Regions from separate parts of the Homo sapiens genome. Here regions 2 and 3 are each linked to region 1. A link is an interaction called in ENCODE POLR2A ChIA-PET data of the cell type or tissue named here. Cell type or tissue: CD4-positive, alpha-beta T cell. All regions are shown on one strand. Each heading gives the region's core, and the rest is flanking DNA. Links, peaks and the distances in the headings are about the cores only.

Region 1 (6,300 bases), core at 511-5,510:
TAGAAAACAAAGAAGAAAGTGTACAAAGCATTCTTGATCCTATGTTCCCAAGTCCATCACTATGGATTGTATATTTTTAAGTTTGTTTTTGCTTCCTCCCAAACACCATTTCATTCAGTTTCATCGTTTAAAAATAGCAGCAACTCTCTTGTGTATTTTCTTTCATTTTATCATTTGATCAGCTCTACTCCTTGTGGGATGTGCTTTAAAAATAGTGAAAATGGCTATTAACCTCAGAATCCTCAGTTTTTTTATCATCGTCATAACCACCATGATCATTTCAGCTCACCATCTCGCCCTACCTTCCTAACTGCTGCTTTGCAAGCCCTCCTCCTGCTTGTGCACCAACTTTTACTCCTGTAACTCCAAATTAGTTGCGTTAGAATTTGCTTCCATCATCTCATCTATGTATCTTGATCATCTGTTTGGATATACTATCCTTTTATATCTCTGGGCTGTGTTATAGGTAATTTATTCAAGTTATATTTTCCAACTCTCTAATAGTCTTTTCATCTTTGTTTAATTTGCTGTTTCATTCAGCCATTGCGATCCGGGTGTGTATTTGAAATCTACGAGTTTTATTTAGTTCTTTCTAAAATCTGCCATATTGGTTTTTAAACTTTTGTATTTATTTTTTGAATGTGTTTTTTTTGTAGAGATGGGGGTCTCACCATGTTGCCTAGGCTGGTCTCAAACTTCTGGGCTCAAGGCCTCCCACCTTGGCCTCCCAGAGTGCTGGAATTACAGACATGAGCCACTGCGCCCAGCCCAGTTTTCACATTCTGTTTTTCTTGCTTTTTTAAAATTTCCTTTTCCATTTCTTTTGACCTTTTACACATGGTTGTTTCTGTTGACAAAAAGCCAAACTCTGTAAAATATTTGAAGAGATTTCTTCTAAGTCAAATGCAAAGACCATGACCCATGATACAGCCTCAGGAGGTCCTGAGAACATGTGCCCAATGTGGTTGGGTTACAGGTTGGTTTTATACATTTTAGGGAGACACAGGACATCAATCAATACATATGAGGTATACATTGCTTTGGTCTGGAAAGGTGAGACAACTTGAAGTGGGGGCTTACAGGTCATAGATGAATTCAAAGATTTTCTGATTGACAATTTGTTGAAAGAGTTAGTTATTATCTAAAGACCTGGAATCAACAGAAAGGAGTGTCTGGGTTAACGTAAGGTGATGTGGAGACCACAGTTCTTATTATGTAGGTGAAGTCTCATAGGCAGCTGCTCTTAGAAGTAATAAATGGCTAATATTCTAATATTTCCTATTCATACCTTTAAAAATGCTAAACTCTCATCTAATCCCTTCAGGGTCAGAAAAATACCTGGAAAGGGAAGGGGATTCTCTGCAGAATGTAAATTTTCCCCACAGGAGACAGCTTTGCAGGGCCATTTCAAAATATGGCAAAGAATTATAATTTGGGGTAAAATACTTTTGTTTCTTTCAGGCCCTGCTATCTGTCATGTGATGCTATGCTTGAGTCAGGTTGGAAGTTGGTATCTTAATGTTACCAGAGTCTGTTTTGTCAGTCTTGAGATCTCTGTTTTAATTTTAATGCTGGACAGTTGTGCCTGAATTCCAAAGAGAGGAGGGTGTAATGAGGCATGTCCAATTCCCCTGCCCTTCGCATCATGGCTGGAACTAGTATTTTATGTTTCTTTGGAATCCCCTTGGCTGACAGGAGGGGTCCATTGAGTTGGTTGGGGGGACTTAGAATTTTATTTTTGGTTTGCATTTCACATTCTTTTTCGGATCACTCCAATATCTGGTCTTTGAAAGTCTAATCTTTCATGTATTATTTCTGCTGTCTCTCATGTGCTCCTTGTGTGTTCTTTGGTTTTGGTTTTTCTGTTTTCGTTATGAGCTATATTTTATGGAATACAATCTGTAAGAATCCAATAACCTATATTGGAGGTGCTGATTGCAGCAATGTAAGTATTTATTTCCAGACAATCCCACCATATAACTCCCTCCTCTGCTCACTTGCTTACTGCTACGGCTGCCTGCTCAGGTTGTAGTTCATTGCTTCTGTTATTATTTACTTAACTCTTAGAGCCTCAGAAGTTTTCCCTCACTTTTTAATAAGTGTAACAATGCATTAAAATTATGTTTATTGTGTGTGTGTGTAATTCATCATTGGATTATAGGTCATTGGATTATAGGTCAGATACTTTTTGAGCCCTGAACATCATAGGCTGTCCTTTTCAAGACATCATATAATGTCCTATTCCATCATAAGAATCTTTCTCCAAAATTCCATGAGAATGACCTGAATCTTGATGTCTCATTCTCCAAGACTCAAGAAAGCACATATATTTGCATTCTCAGACTGATAGCAACTGAATGGTTATCATTCAAGGAGAACTTGTGAAAGCCTCCCCTTCCCCAGAAATGTCCACATCAGGAGCTTGGCGTTTAAGAGGTCTCTATGTTCTGGTATCTGAGCTGTCTGAGGGTCACTTTGGATTACAGATTCAGGAGTGAGAGGGACCTGGTAGTGAAGACCGCAGACTAGAGATGCTTGTAAGAATAACAGGGGGAGAGAGATTTCTGAAATTGGTATATGGATTTTTGTAATTAACATTTGCTATATCCCCAGTGTCTAGTATAAGCTCTGACAAATCAGAGACTTTAGAATAAATCCTTGTCGGTTGAATTAAAAAAATCATGAACCCTTTTTGAGCTTTAGCGACAGTATTGCTTTCTACCACTAGATGGTGGTGTAAAACCACTTTCTCTCTCTCTCAGGCACACAAAATGGCCTTCGTTGTTTTCTGGCCTTCCAAGCAGAAGATTCATCTCCCCAGTCTCAGCTTTTCAAATAATCTCAATCTGGATATCACGCGGCCTTTTCTTTCTGAGAAAAGCTTGAAATCTTTCAGATTCATTCTTGAAAGCTGTGATTTTTCCAGCAACACGTCTACTAATATTTGATTCACACTGGGAAGATTTCTATGGCTGTGACATCCAGAATGCAGATACATCTATGGAGCATGGTTGTTGTTGTTTTGGTCAGAGGTGGCAGTGTAGATTAATTAATGGAAAGAAAAGAAACCAGAAATTGTGAGATTTGGATACCAGACTCAACATCTCTGTGCCTTTCCTCAAATTAAAAATATCCAACTTGGCCGGTGATTTTCAAATTGTTCTCTTGTTCCACAATGACCTAAGGAAACTTCAGAGACAAGTCCAGCTGACAAGGTGTGTGCATGTGTGTGCGTGCATTTGCACATGTGTGTGCACATGTGTGTTTGGTGATTGGAGCAAGTATGAAAGGTTCAGTTATGTTGATGCCCCTCCTAGCCCTCACATTTGTGGTTCTAAGTTCTTTCGTTTTCATGATTGAATTTTTCACCCTGGTCTACTTGAGTGCATACTAAGAGATGTGGGGCTCTGGACCAGCCTGAAAGGAGACCCCTGCAGTCTCTGTTCATCTCCAGCACCCTCCTCTTCTCTCTCCTGGTTCTGTCTTTCTACTGTCTTGCTGAGCTCTTGCTGCCTGGCTCAAATAACTCAACACAGCAACAAGAGGTATTTGGAGAAGGGTTGGAGAGACAGAGTTTTCATGGCAGTGCAATTAATTGAAAAAGAAAAGAGCCAGTTCTTATAATGAGCCTGAGTAAGTACATAAACAGAAACTGAATGTCAAGACTCTCAAACAGGAAAGCGTCACCCCAGCAGGCTGTGCACAGAGGCAGGAACAAAGCCCACAGAGGCAGGAACAAAGCCCACAGAGGAAGAAACAAAGCACATAGAGAAGAGGGTCGCAAAGATGGACAGGTGGGACCATGAAGTTAAACAGCTCCACGAGCATGCTTTGAGTGTCTACTATGTGCTGGGCTCTAAGGATATGGAAACAAATGTAAGGAAATCTTAGGAATTGGGAGAGAGGTTCCAAACTAGAGAGCTACCAGGCCCTATTTAAGTGCTTTGACAGTAGGAGGGACAGAGTGCCAGGAAAATTCAGAGAAAAGGTACCAAATTTAGTGTTGGTGGGTTTGGGAGACTCCCTGAAGGAACTAATGCACAGAAAAAAAAAGGAAAGGAAAAGAAAGGAAAGGAAAGGAAAGGAAAGGAAAGGAAAGGAAAGGAAAGGAAAGGAAAGGAAAGGAAAGGAAAGGGAGGGGAGGGGAGGGGAGGGGAGGGGAGGGGAGGGGAGGGGAGGGGAGGGAAGGGGAGGAGAGGGGAGGGAAGGGAGAAGGGTGGGAGGGAGGGAGAAATAAAGAGAGAAAGAAGAAAAGTTTGTATGAGCTTAAAATTGTCTCTCTAATCCTTCTCCAAATACCTCTTTCCTGATGCTGACGTGTTGACTTATTTGGGCCAGGCAGCCAGAGCTCAGGGTGACATTAGAAAGACAGCACCACGGGAGGGAATAGGAAGGTGGTGGGGGTGAGCAGAGACCTGCATTCATTCTTAGCTAAAGGGTTATCTCTTTTCAGGAGAAATTTTTATCAGACTTCTTTAATATATATTTGGTAGTTGGTTTTATACAATTATGTAGTATTAATAGCTACTCTTCGTTAAGTTCTAAGCATAGTTCTAGGCAATTTACATACAATTCCACATTTAATCCTCACAACAATCCCTTGAGCTAGGCAGTAGTATCAAGATCTTTATGTTGAAAACTGTTTTATGGAAAATTTTAAGCTCACACCAACTTTCTTTCCTTCCTTCCTTCCTTCTTTCCTTCCTTCCTTCCTTCTTTCCTTCCTTCCTTCCTTCTTTCTTCCTTTCCTTTCTTTCTCTCTCTCTCTCTTTCTTTCATCTCCATTTTACCCATCACCCAGTATGAAGAGTTATCAACTTGGAGCCAATTGTGTTTCATCTAGGCCCCCCACACTTTCAGATGTCAGTAGTATGTTAAAGCAAATTCCAGATGTCTTGTCATTTTATCTGTACATCACTCAATATGTTAATCTAAAATATAAGGATACTTCGAAAAATGTGAACACGAGTCTACTTTCAGGGAAGGTGGAGTAGCAGGGATTGAATTTATCCTCCTGCCTGAAACAACAACAATAACAACAAAAGAAAAAAAAATACGTGAAAGAGTTTTTGAAGTTTCTAGACATCAGGCAATGAGGGACAGTGACACCTGAAGCAAGCAAGTTGAAGCCATTGCCAGAGCTTATTGCCTTGAGGAAGTCCAGGTGTGACCAGGGAGGAGGAACACAAGAGGAGCCTGATGGACTTCCAGAGCAGGGCTTTGTGAAAATTAATAATTTGATTATAGAATTCAAATGGAAGTGCAAATGACTTGGAATAGCCAAAACAACTTTGAAAAAGAAGAGCAAACTTGAGCCTGGGAGGTCAAGGCTGCAGTGAGCCATGATCATGTTACTTCACTCCAGTCTGGGCAATAGAGGGAGGCCCTGTCTCAAAAATAAACAAAATTAGAAGAGCAAAGTTGGAGGAGTAGCCTTACATGATTTCAAGACATTATACAGCAAAGACATGGAACCAATGCAAAAGCCCATGAATAGTAGACTAGATAAAGAAAATGTGCTACGTACACACCATGGAATACTATGCAGACATAAGAAGAATGAGATCATGTCCTTTGCAGGAACATGGATGGAGCTGGAAGTCATCAACCTTAGCAAACTAACTCAGGAACAGAAAACCAAATACCTCATGTTCTCACTTATAAGTGGGAGCTAAATGAGGAGAGCGCATGGACACATAGAGGGGAACAATACACACTGGAGCCTACCTAAGGGTAGAAAGTGGGGCAAGGGAGAGGAGCAGGAAAAACAACTAATGGGTATTAGACTTAACACCTGGGTGGTGAAATAATCTATACAACAAACCCCTCTGACATGAGTGTACCTATGTAACAAACTTCCACATGTATCCCTGAACTTAAAAGTTAAAAAAATGACTTATAAAGTTACAGTCATCAAAACAGTATATGGTATTGGTGTTAAGATAGGCAAGTAAATCAGTGGATCAGAATAGAGGGTCCAGAAATAAACTACACACACACACACACACACACACACACACACACACACACACACACACATATATATATATAGAGAGAGAGACAACTGATTTCTAGTGAAGGTACAAAGGAAATTCTATGGAGAAAGGATGATCTTTTCAGCAAATAGTGCTGGAAAAAATGAATAGTTGTATGCAAAAAATGAAGCTTGATTCATAATTTGTACAATAAACAAAAATGAATTTAAATTTAAAACCTAAAGCTGTGAAACCTCTAGAACATAGGAAACTTTTGTGACTTTGGGTTAGGCAAAACCTTCTTAGATATGACATCAAAAACACA
Region 2 (5,000 bases), core at 1-5,000, 110 kb after region 1:
AGCTTATCTCTATTTCCCTTTTTATTTTGAGAAGCAGGGAAAAAGGGAATTTGGGGTTAGTCTACAGTGCTTTGAACAGACCTTTACTATCTTATCTTAGGCTATGTTGGAGAATTTTAAGAAACAGATAGTGAAGTGAGCAAATTGATCTGAAATAGGCAATGGATTAGTTTAATACTATTATTTGCATTTTTATGAGCACTTTATAACCATTTTCTATAATTGCGATTGCTCTTTCCCCTTACACTGCTTCCCAGGCAAGAAGACTGAGCTTAGGGCAATTAATGGCCATCCTAGAGGCTGTGAGTATGGTAGCTACAGAATATAAATTTGAACTAGGCCTCACTAATAATGCTTGCCACAGTTGAAAGAACAAGATCACCCACCAACCAATCCAAAATCCCCTTAGAAGAATTATTAAATAACTCTAAACTTTTTTCTTTCTTTATATGCCTCATTGGGATCATTGATGGTAAGTCAGATGGACTGGATATGAATCCTGGCTCTATGATTTACCTTAAGCAAGTTATTTCAACTTTGTATGCCTCACTTTACTCATCTGTAAAGCAGGAATAATAACAGTACCTATTTCAAAGTGTTACTGTGAATATTGATTACAGAATGAGGTAAAGAGCTTAGCACAATGTTTGCATACACCTGTAAAGGTAGTTCTGTTGTTTACTAATATTATTCAATCAATAAACTGAAGAGCTGGGTCTTTTCCAATTATTTTGTTTTATAGAAGAGAATATGGAAAGATTCCAAATAGTTTTATTGTCTATATTACTATACCTAAGTAAAGGCAGGGCTAGAACTCAAACTCATGGCTTATTCCTAGGCTCTTTTCACTTTATTTTGCTCCCTCCATAATTTAGTCTATATAAATCTGAGCAGTAAAGAGAGAAAAGTTGAACCAAAAAAATGTGTGAGTGCCCACCTGGCTACCAGAACTGATTTTAATTCTATTCTGCCCTCTAATCCAGGGTCACCTCTAACATGTGTGGGGCCACACACTGTAAGTCTAAATATACAAAGATATACATTGAGCTATCTCCTTTACCTTGACAGATATCCCTCCATAACAGCCTGGAAGGTCAGGTTGAATTTAGAATTCTTGAACTCCTTGGATATGGGTTGGCCCTCCTCTTTCCCCATGTCCTTCCATCTCCAGGGACCTGTGAGCAGCCGTCGTGAGCCCTGGACCGCAGCCTGCTTACCCAAGTTCCTCCTACACAAGTCTCTTCACACCTCTCATTGCTGCCTCTTGGTTAAACTCCTTAGGCCTAAGGGTGTGTATGCCTGCAGCACATCCCAGGAAGAGGCTTGTGTGGCCGGGAAGTGGGTTCAAAGCCATTTGGACAGAGAATGTGGGGGTCCAGCAGATGCAAAATGTAGTTTAGAGAGGGGAGCAAAGCTGCTCCCTTGGCCCGGCCAACTCCTTACTTCCTTGGGTGGAGGGCAGCAGAAGGAAGGCCAGGCTAAGGCCCTCTGATTACAGCACAGGGCCCAGCAAATGGATGCATCTTATGCTAAGGGCGGCACTGCTGTAATCATATCATTACATTTTAGGCAAAAGTGGCATGAATATTCCTTTCAAGGACTGAGCGCCTGTCTACCCTCTCTCTTACAGAGTTCTAAGATGAATCCATTGGCCAGTAAGATCTATTTCCTGTCAGTTCTGCAGGAGCTGGCATTTTCCATAGTTATTGATTATTTAGTTAAATACAAAATGGTTCACCCCTCATTAGGGCAATCAGCCTGTCATGATCACCATCCAGTGTCATGCAGCCTAATTCCCAGCTGGCTCGGGGCCTGGTAGAATAGTGTGACTTTATCCTGCAAACCCAAGAGCACTGGCAATTAGTTGCCTTTGTGCTCCATGTTTAGTACTGTAGTATGGCTGCACCTGAAGAACTGGAAAAATAAGCCTGCATAGCCAGGAGGACTCACTTCCTCATGATGGTTATCTGTAGCCGACTTCACAATGCCTTAAGAGAAGAAGGACCATCTATCTTCCATTTCTATCTTAGCAAACATTTACTCAAGTGCTAAGTCCTAATGCTTCATTCTAAAAAAAAAGTACTAATACACAGGGCCACTCTTCAACAACAGAATATCCATTTTCACCCAGCAGCACCCAACCTTTGTTCTGCATATAAAACAGCCCCAGAGCCAAACCAATGGAGAATGAAAAGGACAGTGGAGGGCGTTTGTGGGGGAAGTGAAGACAGTGACTAGTTGCTTGAATATAGCTTTTCTGAATACCACAGTATGTTCATCTTTTGAAAAACATTTAGCATTCTGGGTAAGAATGACCCTTTTGACGTTTTTCACCTGAAAATTCTAGGTGAAAGACTAGGTTTCTCAGTACAATGAGGGAAGGAACACCTCCCCATTCCCCGCCAGTCACAATTACGCCTCCCTGGGATTGTTCTGGGTTGGTCCTTCCTCAGCCACTGTTGTTGCAACCCTGTACTTTACTGACTGCGTCTGTCAGGAAGGAGACAGGAAATTGTAGTCACCCTCACAGCAGCTGCGCCATTCCTCCTATCCTCCTCTAATGACGTTGGTTGGCTTTGGTGACACGAGGTCAGGAACTGAGCCACAGTGAAGGTCAGGAAGATAGGTCACTGTTTATGCCGTTGTTGGGCTGGGGACCCTGCTGAGGCTATTTGCTTTCTTCCTTTCTATACTGTTTCTCTTTCCGTTCCTCTTTTTATAATGGAGAGCCAAAGCATCCTGTTTTCAAAACATCTGACTGTTTTGCCACTGAGGAACTCATGCTCTGATGCATTTTGCTGAAGTGTAAGACAATTCTTCTAATTCAGGAGGTGATGAAAATTGAAACACAAAATTAATGAACAATTCTAAGAAGGCAATCTGTTGTTAAGCAAAACGGCTAGCTCTAACATGTCTAATCGAATTTGGGCAGCTGGCAGGAGGTTCACTAGCCATCCTTTTCATCTTAAATAACAATACCATTGCCTTGTAAAACTTCTGCTGAACTTATTCCATCTTCTAGTAATTCTTGGAGGAAAATAATTTACAAGACTAACCTACCTGGCAGCACCATTCTCTAAAATTCTGGAATTCCATCTGGACTGTGGCCAGCATTAAGGGATCAGAGAAATTTGGGCCAAACAGAGGACGATGTTTCTTAGCTAACTCTCTAGGCTATGAAGTACATTTGAGAAAGTCTTTTAGGAGATTTGAATCACTCAGTTTTCTTCAAAATTTAAAGGATTAAGGAAAACAAACAAACTAAAAAAGCACAACCCTACCTAGATGAAGTAAAGATGAAAGATGCTTGCTTTTCCTCCACCAAACACAGTTAACTCTCTACCAGTTGCATGTAGACTGCACTTATGTAATTCCCAAATACCCCTCAGCATAACACAATTTCACCTATCGCTGTTCTTAAGATCAGACATTGCAAACAAAACTTAGTGGCCACGTAGCTGAAACAGAACTAGGAACACAGAGTTTTTGCAAAAATGTAGTGGATACCACTGATAAGTACACTCCCTCTATAACATTTCTTCACATCACTTCCAGATCTGCAACTCAGAGATTTACACTGGCTCCTTAGTTGATAAGGGTAAGCAAAATATGGCCAAATAAGACTACATAGTAAAGGGAGTGATGATCATGATAAAGTTTTAAGATGTCAACTTGGATGGAAATCTCAGATAATTTCAGCAACATTGAAAACTGAATATGGAATATAGTTTTTTTTTGCCATGGATAATTCAGTTCCCAAAGAACTGGTGTAGATCAATTTCTTTCTGGTGGCCACAAAAATGTTTGCATTGCATTATCTCGAACTCCTGGGCTCAAGCAATCCCAAAGTGCTGCCTCGACCTCCCAAAGTGCTGGGATTACAGGCGTGAGCCACCACTCCCTGGCCTCATTGCCTTATATCATATGTGTCATGGTGCATGTTATGCTCAAGCTTAACCTGAGACAATTATCTGAATAATCAATAATTTTTTAAAGGTAGTAAAGTAAAAAGAGATATTTTTAAAAATTAATCTTAGCTGTCAGTTGGGCATCATTCATGCACTAAATAATTGCTTTCCCTGACAACCTTTCCACTGTAGAACTAGAAAATGACTGAGGCTGCATGCTTTTTACTTAAGCTAACTGTGTCAGCATTGAAGGTTAGCCCTTTTGTTAGGGTTAGCTCTATTCAACTTTCATTGCTTCCTGCACACAACACCATAAAGGAGGAGCGGAAGCCTGAGGGATTGGAATCCTCACCCGTGTCTACAGAGTGCCTGGTCTCAGAGCCTTACTAACTACTATGCTGAATAAGATTATTTTTAATAAATTTGCAAGACAGTCAATGTCTAATTCCAGCACTCTAGGCATGAATGGGATTAGAATACTACAGCATATTGACACTCAAAATGAAAATTAATGGCAATTTGTAGTTTCTCAGGGGGTACTCTTTTTCTCTTCTTGGAGTTAATTGCCTGCTTTATCTTGGTGACTCTAGTTAGTATATTTTGGTGACTATTGAAGTTTGCCATGTTCTCTATGGTGAAAGCTGTTGAAAAACTACCCCATAAATGTTGGATCTACATCTTGCATAGCCGTCAATTACCACAAAATACAGGGAACAGAGTGTCTGCTAATGCTCCAAAGTAGGCTCAAGCCTTGTGAAAGTCCTTCTACATGGAGTCCCAGTGTGATTTGGAGAAGTTACACAGCAAAGCCCTCCTCATGGGGAAGCAGTTGGTTGAGTTTTACCCCAGCCTGGAAAATCCCTGAGTTTAACCTTCAATTGAGAACTTCAGAGAAAAGTCAATAAATAGTTAATCCTCAAATGTGTTCTTTTCTTTTTTTTTCCCTTCCAACTTAAACTCTAAACTAAAATTTTAGAAAGGGACTTATTTTTGCCCTTTCATTAACCAATAAACAAAGAGTTCCAAGTAGGAAGAGTCCCCCCTCCCCTCCTTCAGGATCTCCTGAGGACACACTGCTTCCTCTGCGCAGAT
Region 3 (5,000 bases), core at 1-5,000, 200 kb after region 1:
TATTATGAATACCACTGCTGTGTGTATCTGTGCTAAAATCTTAGAGCAGGTGCCAAGTGGGTATGCCCACCGAGCTCTTAGAACTCTTTCCATTCAGGGTTTCCACCAAGGCTCATTCTGCCTTCTTTTTTGCTAAAGGCATTCCTAGTGGGCAGAGGGTAAGTCCACAAAGCATTACCCTTAAAATGAGTGTCATAGGCATTCTGTCCCTAGTATTAGAATCCAAGAAGTTCACTTATGCCAGGTAAACTGGGGTTAGACCCTGACTCCAATGATCTCTCCATGATGCCCCTGTTTGCTTTTGTTTTCTTTCCTTCTTACCCTACTTAAACTCAGGAGAGCTTGCTGGAATTTAAACGAAGCCAGGGAAGAAGTCTCTGATGCAAAGAAGCAGTCTTAGGGAGACAAATGGCCTTTCATATTCCCTGGGGCACTGCTTCAAAGCAACCAACACAGATGTACAACTTTGGAACAAACATGAATCACCAACCAGACACCAGCCCCAGTCACAGCAAAATTAGCGGGCAGACATCACAATACGTCCCACAGATCCAGGGAGTGAGGAGGGGTGTGGGCAAAGGGAAGGCTGAGGACAGGCTTAATAAGCAAAATGAATATACCACACAAACTGAAATACAATTAGGAAGAAAATGGAATCTACAGTAGCAGAAACAAACACATAAATAGGGCCATTATTTGTTTAGGGTAATTTTTGCCTCTGCCTTCATCAGGACACATATTTCACCTTTAGGCTGCTTTATATTTTAAAAAAATCATTATAAAAGAAATATAAGAATATTATATAAAACGTAGACAATAGAGAAAAGAACAACATCATTACTAGCAGTTTATTTTTTTCTCTTCTGAATATTTTTTCTCCTGCAGGTTTGGATCTTGATTTTTTTCACAAGTATTTGTTATGTGCTACAGTTTTCAGAATTAGCATTTTCCATGAGCTGCTTCATTCAGTTGCTGTATCACAATTTTCTCAAGCATTTTCTCTACTTTCACTCTTCATATTTGCAATTCTGAATAATGTTGCAGTTGATAACTTTGAGCTTGTAGCTACTTCAACATTTAAATGAGGTCACACAGAAGTTTCAGATAGATTAAGACAGGAAGTTACTCACAAGTTTCTGAATATTTGATTGTGACTTATACCTGCCTGGAAGGGGTTGCCCATATATACACGGCATTGAAAGTGGCCTTTTCCCTGGGTCCAAAGACCCTGCCAAGCCCTGCTCTCTGATCTTCAAGATTATTTATGTTGCCTGCTCACTTGGATCTGCCTTCTTCTCCCTGCCTCTGCCAATATCCCTGGACTGAATCAATTGCTCATCTGAGACCTAATGTTTTAACAGCCTTCTCTTGCATTGTATCTAGTGTTCTCAGCTCTTCCAGGCAGTGATGGTGGGTGATGGGCTGTATGAGAAGTGGTGCTTCCCATAACTGGAATGTCTTTCCCATTACAGTCTCCATTGAGCTAGTATCTTCAAAATTCAGTTCATGCCATCTCCCAGAGTATGCGCTCTCTGACACTGCAGTCCAGTTTGATTTTGACACATGCTCCTCCTCTGTGCTCTCCTAGATTCCTTTACCATAGTACTTTATCACAGTACTTGCAATTCTGTTTTAATTCTCTATTTATTTACTGCTCCCCAATACATTGTTATCTCCAAGCCAGAAGGGACTCAGTATTACTAAGTATTACTCATTCTTGTATCCCAGGCACCTGGGTCAGAGCCTTGTAAACAGTAGGTCTTCAAAAAATGTGGACAGAACCAACTAAAATATACTATAACTTACTGCGAAATGTTTCTCCAATCCCTCCCCTCTTTCTGCTTCCCTATACCCACCTCAGACCCCACTGCCTTGTGTTTCTGCTGTTTCCTTTAAATGAATCTACAGAGATGTGTCATTAATTTATTTGTTCGGCCTTGTGAGACAGTGATCTAAATAAAATAAGATACATTTTTTAGAAAGCACTGCTATGTTCTCCCTGAGCAAAACAAATCTGCATAGAAATATCACTGGCTTAGCTGTTTGAGATGGTCACATCTTTACACAAACTCGCAGGAGGAGAAAAGCCTTCTTATACCAGCTTGTGTCTGCCATCTTCTCATCTCTTCATTTTTCAATATGAGCAGGAACGTTCTCTGGCCCACAGTTATTCTCCTGGTGGTTTCTATTCCTGGGGAATCCTTGCAAAGCCAGCCCTGAGCTGGTGACACGTGAGCCAGCAGATGGCAGCAGACTGCCACACTGTCCTTAGGCTGCAGGCCCCAGCCTCCAAGCCCAGCAGGTGGGGCTGCTGGCAATTTTGGAGGGAGAAACATAACTGAAGCCTTATTCATAAGCCTGGGAGGAAAAATCAGGGATAAAGAAAAGAGCCACAAGGTGTACCATGAAACCTTTGATTAACCTAAGAGAAGCTCTACTTCCTAGAATTCAAGTTAAGCCAGGTGGTCGCAGAATTGCCTGCAATTGTCCCCAGGGTGGTTGTTTCCTGATCCCCAATTACTTGCACAAACTCCAATTTCTGTAACAAAGACTCATGAAGCAACATCCTAGGAATAATTCATTTCTGAACCAGAGGAGATTTTTCTTTCGCAACTTAGTCATTCTCTAGGTGAACCTCTTTGGCTTATTCTAACAAATAACCCGCTAGAAAGACTGCAAACTCCACAAAAGAGATTCAAATCCACAGGTCCGCAGAATGGTTCACTGCCTTTTGGGAGAGAGCTCTTGCTGTCTCAATTTTGCTTTTCTTTCTTAGAAATTACTCACTGAGTCTCTTTTATATCATTGAATTATAACAACTCTGGCAGGCTAATTCTTTTTGCCTCATTTCAAAGAAGAGAAAATGGAGGATCCAAAATGTGAAGCTTCATTTGAAAAATGTGAAGCTTCATTTGAAAACTGCTAAGGTGTGACCTCTTTTCATTACACCTTACAATCTGTGCCCTGACCCCTCAGATGTCCCCTTAGACTCCTTGATTCCAGAACCGGCCATGCTAGACTATACTCTTGTGTTTACTTATCTCTCTCACTCCACCAGATGGTGACCTCCTTGAAGCAGGAATGAAGCCTTCATTTAGTTTTGTAGTCCCAGGGCCTAGAGCTGAGTATCACACCAAAAGGCACATAACAAATATTTGTTAAATGAATGCAAAGATCTTATAGTTTTTTCTCGCATCTGACAAAAAGCCAGTTTCATTTGGATTAAAACCTCTGGCAGGTGATGACCTCAGTGGAGCTCTTAAAGGGAGTCACTAGGTTCTTCTTTCCGCATTCTCCCTTCAGTATCCCAGGAACTCCGTCCTAGGAGTTTTTGCTTACAGAAAATGTTTCTATAATAAGGTGTATGTTTCTGTATAGAGTGTGTGTGTTGTGGGGGTAGGCATAGTCATGAAAAAATGCTGTGTTTCTTAAAATTTCTATTGGAAAATATTCTCCTCGGTTGTACTCAGAAACTAACTGTATCGGGAGGCTGAGGCAGGAGAATCACTTGCATCTGGAAGGCGGAGATTGCAGTGAGACAAGATGCGCCACTGCACTCCCAGCTGAGCAACAGAGTGAGACTCAGTCTCACAAAAAGAAAAAAAAAGAAAAAGAAATGAATGTCTTCAAATGCTTGTCTATCATTTTAATAAAAACAAATAAATATTTATCCATTTACTTAAGTGATTATATTGGCTATCACTTCAAATGTACTATCTGATCCCTATAGACAGAGAAGTTTAACAGGCACATGTGTTTTTACCCACAATGACAATGACCCATCTTTCTATAATTAGTCACTGCAGGCTGCAGCCAGTCCTAATTTCTAATGAAGGACTAAGCTGTGAAAAACACAGCCAGCCTAATATAGAGCCCACGACCTAGACGAAGGCAGGCAGAACTCCTCTGGCCACAGCTACAGCAGAATATTACAGTTATGCCATAAGAATTCAGTTCCAAAGTCTATGACTTCCCTTCCACAGACTAGGAAGACGAACTCTGATGTTCAGCTCATCTGAAGTCTAGAAGCAGCTTCCATTGCTTTCTCTTCTTCCAGGGCCTTTGAAAATTACATTCATGGCAGTAATCCAAAACTGCTTTCTCCACAGAAAGGCTCAACCAGAGGTAGCACAGGAATGCTGAAGAGCTCTGAGATTCTAGGGATCCGGCTTCTACTTCCAGCTCTGTGGGGGAACTAACTGAAATGAAACAGGGGCTCCCTGTATCCTGCCCCCCACACCTCAGTCTTTTCCCACAGAAATGAAGTTGTGAGGTAGATCCCTGAGGTACAAGATTAGACAACTTGCAGACATTTTGGAGATAGAAAAAATGTTGGTTATCAAGTGTGGTTTTATGTTAATGGTGATGAGCATTCATTTACTCAACAAATATTTAGCAAGCACCCACTATGAAACAAGGCACTGTTCTCCGCCTGAGAATACAGCAGTGTATGGAACAAGGTCCCTGAGGGAAAGATAGACAACAAATAGGAAAGTAAGATAGTTTCAGATAGTGAGAAATACCATGAAGAAAATAAAACATAGTAGTGTGATAGAGACAAAGGGAATAATGTTTCTTTAGTTTGGGTAGTCAGCAGGTCCGCTCTATCCAGCCATGTAGGTTGTCTATTGCACTTCACCGGGAAACACCATCCACCTTTCTCAGGCGGTGTCATTTGAGTTAAGATCAGATACAGGTAGTGGTAAAACTTGTCCTTTAGTTCCTTCCTATCCTCATTTCTATACTTTAAAGAATTGAGTCAGATGATACTTAGGTTTGAATCTTTTTCTTATTTTTAACCCCAGTGCTAAGGGCCATGCCTATCACGTCTGATGAATAAACAAATGAACAAATGAATGGTTTGGGACCAAGGAATTTTTATAAACTCCCCTTGATACCCACCACAGACAGCACAGACGAACTTCAACAAGACTGACTGTGGGTGATACGGTGATACTCAGTCATCTCTTGCCCTGTACCCTAATCAACCCCTAAAAGTT

The links. Peaks named below come from ENCODE experiments on the same cell type or tissue, not always from the same donor. Only the 100,000 strongest peaks of a DNase experiment are listed, where the experiment ranks them.
Region 2: POLR2A ChIA-PET joins it to region 1 with 21 read pairs; 12 of 35 experiments call an interaction of 5 or more read pairs at or near these places.
Region 3: POLR2A ChIA-PET joins it to region 1 with 18 read pairs; 13 of 35 experiments call an interaction of 5 or more read pairs at or near these places.

Annotation. Positions count from the first base shown.
Region 1 is chr1:66,443,033-66,449,332 of GRCh38, reverse strand. No RefSeq gene overlaps it. Among named protein-coding and RNA genes, the nearest start is that of SGIP1, 88 kb to the left of the region's middle. RefSeq lists enhancers at 2,643-2,692, 2,703-2,752. In CD4-positive, alpha-beta T cell, for the core only: CTCF peaks have their summits at 2,719 (motif pointing right), 3,666 and 3,869; DNase peaks (open chromatin) are centred at 2,752 and 3,692; H3K4me3 peaks cover 619 bases; H3K27ac peaks cover 1,279 bases.
Region 2 is chr1:66,333,731-66,338,730 of GRCh38, reverse strand. The region is part of intron 8 of PDE4B (phosphodiesterase 4B); the gene reads right to left. Among named protein-coding and RNA genes, the nearest start is that of SGIP1, 200 kb to the left of the region's middle. RefSeq lists enhancers at 1,636-1,685, 1,746-1,795. In CD4-positive, alpha-beta T cell, for the core only: no CTCF peak of the experiment used is centred there; DNase peaks (open chromatin) are centred at 1,940, 2,500, 4,200, 4,720 and 1 weaker place; H3K4me3 peaks cover 3,578 bases; H3K27ac peaks cover 4,636 bases.
Region 3 is chr1:66,240,115-66,245,114 of GRCh38, reverse strand. All of the region lies in intron 3 of PDE4B (phosphodiesterase 4B), which reads right to left. Among named protein-coding and RNA genes, the nearest start is that of PDE4B-AS1, 190 kb to the right of the region's middle. In CD4-positive, alpha-beta T cell, for the core only: CTCF peaks have their summits at 2,064 and 2,272 (motif pointing right); a DNase peak (open chromatin) is centred at 2,264; H3K27ac peaks cover 268 bases.